Linked DNA regions of Homo sapiens: region 2 is linked to region 1. Evidence: read pairs that join two places in POLR2A ChIA-PET (ENCODE). Cell type or tissue: HepG2. All regions are shown on one strand. Region 1 overlaps BIRC6 (baculoviral IAP repeat containing 6). Region 2 overlaps BIRC6 (baculoviral IAP repeat containing 6).

Region 1 (2,500 bases):
ATCGTAGCCCACTTTAGCCTCAAACTCCTGGTCTCAAGCAGTCCTCCCACCTTAGCCTCCCAAGTAGCTGGGAATACAGGTTTTTGCCATCACATCTGGCTTATTTTATTTTATTTTATTTTATTTTTGTGGAGACAGGTTTTCTTGCTCTTTTGACCTTGCTTGTCTCGATCTCTTGGTCTCAAGTGATCCTCCTGCCTCAGCCTCCCAAAATGTTGGGATTACAGGTGTGAACCACCATGCCATTATTGTATTATCTTTTTGATGTGCTGTTGGATTTGATTTACTTGTTTTTTGTTTTGGATTTTTGTGTCTGACTTTATTAGGGATATTGGTCTTTAGTTTTCTGCTTTTATTATATCTTTGCCTGGTTTTGGTATCAGCATATTACCGGCCTCATAAAATGAGTTAGAGAGAATAAACTCCTCCTTAATTTTTTTAGTTTTGGGAGGACTTGTATCAGTATGTTGTTTTTATATTTGGTAGAATTTGGCTGTGAATTCATGTGGTCCTGGGCTTTTTTTTTTTTTTTTTTTTTTTTGTTGGGAGATGTTTTATTATGATTGAATCTCACTGCTTGTTATTAGTTTGTTTAGAAATTCAGTTTGTTTCTTGTTCAATCTCAGGAGGTTGTATGTTTCCAGGAATTTACTTGTTTCCTCTAGGTTTTCTAGGTTGAGTGTAGAGTTGATCATAATAGTCCCTGATCTTTTGTATTTCTGTAGTATCAGTTGTATTCCTTTTTCATTTCTGATTCTGTTTATTTGGATCTTCTCTCTTCTTGGTTAGTCTAGCTAATAGTTTATCAGTTTTGTTTATCTTTTCGAAAACCAGCTTTTCAGTTTGCTGATGCTTTGTATATTTTTGTTGTGGGGGGCTGTATTTCATTTAGTTCTGTGTTATTCTAACTTTGGGTGTGGATTGTTCTTACTTTTCTAGTTCCTTGAGGTACATGTAAGATTGTTGATTTGTTACCCACTTTCTGATGCAGGCTTTTAAGGCTATACACTTCTCTCTCTTTGCACTGCATTTGCTATATCCCACAGTTTTTCTGATGTTGCGTTTCATTTTCATTCATTTCAAAAAATTTTTAAATTTGCCTTAATTTCTTTGTTGACCCAGTGATCATTCAGTATCATGCTGTTTAATTTCCATGTATTTGTACTGCTTCCAATGTTCCTGTTGGTATTGTTTTCTAGCTTTATTCCACTGTGGTCTTGAGAAGATACTTGATATGATTTCGATTTTCAAAAATTTTGTTAAGACTCCTTTTATGGACTAACGTGGTCTGTCTAGGAGAATGTTTCATGTGTTGGTGAAAGGAATGTATATACTGTCATTGTTGAGTAGACTGTCCTACGTCTGTTAAGTCCATTTAGTCCAAAGTCCAATTTAAGTCCAATGTTTTCTTTGTTAATTTTCTGTCTCAATTATCTTTCTAGTGCTGTGAGTTGGGTGTTGAAGTCTCCCACTATTATTGTATTACTGTGAATGTTATTGTTTGATTATGGTATTACTGGTAGATCATTTCCAGCTTTCCCTATTGAAAACAGTATTGTATTGAACATTTCTTTGTAGGGTAGACAGTAACAAGTGCTATTATTGAGTCATAGAATATAGGCATTTAAAATTTTAATAGATAATGCCAGTTGGCTATACCTGTTTGCGCTTTTACCTATATGTGAGTCTAGCTTTTCCACATCCTCACAAGTACTGACATTGTGTTTTATGCCTATCAGTTAGTAACTTTTGGATATAATTTTGATTTTCCTGAATAACATAGTATCTTATAATACTATAAAATTATAGTAAGTAGGATGTTGTGACATTGTTCATGGGTTGGAAAATGGGCTTTCATACTCAAGTATATGTGGAAACAAGGGGAAACAAGGAAAGAATGGCAGTCATACTACCCTGTCCTCTGCATCATCACTGGAAGGTGTAAAATGACCTTCTCTTCCATCACTTTGAACGTCACTCCAAGTAGCCTCACTGTCATTAAGCTCTGATAGTCTCTATTTTACATCAGTTGTAGAGATCTCTTTCACATCAGTTACCATACAAAGTACAGGATGCTAGGTGATGCCACATCCTGTTACAACTTAATCCCCATATAGCTCTGTGGGCACTGAGGCAATTCCTACCTCTAGTTGGACTCCCACAATTCTCCTCCCCTGCTTTAGTTTTCTATATAGCATTCAGAATACTTACTAGCTTCTGAAAAGAATGTAACTCATGTCCTTCGCCTAGAATGTTAGATACTTGATGGTAGAGATTTTTGTTTGTTTTCTTTACTGCTTATTCCCAGCCTGTCCAGCAACAGGTTTTCAGTAAATGTTTTTTGTTTGTTTGTTTTTGAGACTGTCTTGCTCTGTCACCCAGGCCGGAGTGCAGTATGTGGTCTCAGCTCACTGCAGCCTCCGCCTCTTGAGTTCAAGCGATTCTCCTGCCTCAGTCTCCTGAGTAGCTGGGATTACAGACCTGTGCCGCCATGCCTAGC
Region 2 (2,500 bases), 97 kb before region 1:
TCTTTTTCCATGTCTTTTTTCTCCTTTTTCGTGTGTGTGTGTGTGTGTGTGTGTGTGTGTGTGTGTGTGTGTGTATTTTTTTTTTTTTTTTTTTGAGACAGGGTCTCATTCTATTACCTAGGTTGGAGTGCAGTGGAACAATCATAGTTCACTGCAGTCTCCAAATTCCTGGGCTCAAGCAGTCCTCCCGCCTTAGCTTTCCGAGTAGCTGGGATTACAGCTGTGTGCCACAGTGCCAGGCTAATTTGTAAATTGTTTCTTGTAGAGATGGGGTCTCGCTTTGTTGCCCAGGCTGCTCTCAAACTCCTGGCTCTGGCGATTCTTCTACTTTGGCCTCCCAAAGTGTTGGGATTATAGGTCTGAGCCACTGTGTCCGGCCACACAATATTTTTATTATTGCTTTAAGATGTAAGAAGATTCTATATGAAAATCCTTAGCTCTGGCATGTTGTGAAAGCTTTGGGCTTTTCAAATTTTTTGTTTTGTTTTTTATATTTAAAAAATTTTTTGATTTATGGGGCTTTTTTTTAAAGGTAGACTTGGCAATACGTTTTTTATTTTTCACTTCTAAGTTTTTCAGCTATGAGCTAGTTCAATCCTTTGCAGGAAAAATGAGAAGCATTTTCCTCAATTACCTTTTCTTTTTGAGACCTTTAACCAATTTTAGGTAGTAGTAATTTGTATCTTTTAATGTTTATACTCAGTGCATTTAATTAGGATACAAAACAAAACCTAGTGTGTCTCTGAGTGAATATTTGTCTGTAAAATATCATTATTTGATTCTTCATTATGAATGACAGTATTGGGACAGTTGGCAAAACTTAAAAGGTGCCTTGAGGGATAATTGGTGGTCAGGTGTCAGTATTACTTCTCTCATTTTGATGGTTGTAACTGTGATTTGTAGAAGGTTTTTATTTCTAGGAATTATAAACGAAAGTAATCAGGGCGATTAGTCATCAGGTTACTAACTTACTGCCAAATGGCTTAGTGAAAACTAGTTGTATTTGTACAATAATTAAAACTGGCTGTTTCAGAAAAAATTAAAAATGATTTTTTTCTTGATTATATTTCTTGCATACGTTAATGGTAGAACTTTGGAAATTATTTTCTGAAAATACTGATTTGTAGAAATTCTCAGTTAACGTTTTAAAAATTATGTGTACATGCTAGTTTTAATTTAGGATAGAGTTTTTTTCATCTATGGAGATAACAGCCAAGTGGATTTTTAAAAATAACGTTAGTGATGTTTTTTTTCCTGATACCAAAAACAGGTGTCAGGCAGGGCTCACTTTGGGAGGTTGAGGCGGGTGGATCAGTTGGCACCAGGAGTTCAAGACCGGCCTGGCCAATGTGGTGGCGTGTGCCTGTAGTCCCAGTTACTCAGGAGGATGAGGCAGGAGAATCCTTAAATCTGGGAGGCAGAGGTTGCAGTGAGCTGATATCACACCACTAGTCCAGCCTGGGTGACACAGCAAGACTATCTTAAAAAAAAAAAAAAAAAAAAAGTGTCAATAGTAGTAATTTAGAAAGTGTTCTCTGAGAAGGAAGACTTAATAAGCTGCTAACTCAATTATTATTCATTTATAATTGTGGCTATACCTTTCTAGTACTTTATATTTAAAGTAACTTTCTGTGTACATGCTGTATGGAGAACACAGTCACCAGATTGTAAGGTCTTTATGAACAGAGAGTTTTTTCTCTTCTTTGGTCTGTTTGTTCATTGTTGTCGACTGCTGATTGCTGTTGTTTAGGGATGGGGGAGATAGGATAGGAGGGAAGTGTGGATATACTTATAAAAGGATATGAGGGAACCTTGTGGTGGCATTTTTTGGTATTGACTGTTGTGGATACATGAACTAACACATGTAGAAGTGTATCCAACTAAATACGTACACAGACAAACACAAATGAGTGCAACTAAAAATGGAAAAATAAGGTTGGCAAATTCTGTCAATGTCAATACCTTGTGATATTATCCTATAGTTTTTGCAAAATATCATTAGAGAAAATTGGGTAAAGTGTACAAGAGATTTCTGTATTATTTCTTAATTTATTTATATATAGCTTAATTATTTCTTAAGCTACATTGTAGCAAAAAACTACAATGATCTCAATCCAAATTTTAATAAAAAATATAGACATACCAAAATGTGTACTACTCTTGAGATTTCCATAAAAACAAAGCTAAGAAATATTAAGCAATAAAATATTTTTCTCATTTATTTAATTAAAAGTAAATTTTTTTCTCTCTATTAAAAAATATATATCGCTCGATTATGTTAGTGGCTTATATAAGAAAGTCTTCCAGTTATTTCTTACTCCCATGGGTAAGGGAGATTTTAATGAAAACAGGGAGAGATCTCAAAGTCAGGATTTGAAATGATTTTTTAAAAAATTATCATCACAGTTAAAATTATACTACATCTTTCAAGATAATGTGCATTCCATTAGTTTGATGTATGAATTCTGTGAGGAGTATAATAATTTTTTTGTTTTTAACG

What was found. ChIA-PET counts read pairs that join two places held together with the same protein. Peaks named below come from ENCODE experiments on the same cell type or tissue, not always from the same donor. Only the 100,000 strongest peaks of a DNase experiment are listed, where the experiment ranks them.
Region 2: POLR2A ChIA-PET joins it to region 1 with 6 read pairs; 2 of 35 experiments call an interaction of 5 or more read pairs at or near these places.

The regions. Positions count from the first base shown.
Region 1 is chr2:32,570,862-32,573,361 of GRCh38, forward strand. The region is part of intron 65 of BIRC6 (baculoviral IAP repeat containing 6); the gene reads left to right. The region is part of intron 1 of BIRC6-AS2 (BIRC6 antisense RNA 2); the gene reads right to left. Among named protein-coding and RNA genes, the nearest start is that of BIRC6-AS2, 2.7 kb to the right of the region's middle. In HepG2, no CTCF peak of the experiment used is centred here; a DNase peak (open chromatin) is centred at 1,350.
Region 2 is chr2:32,473,677-32,476,176 of GRCh38, forward strand. The region is part of intron 33 of BIRC6 (baculoviral IAP repeat containing 6); the gene reads left to right. Among named protein-coding and RNA genes, the nearest start is that of MIR558, 57 kb to the right of the region's middle. In HepG2, no CTCF peak of the experiment used is centred here; no DNase peak of the experiment used is centred here.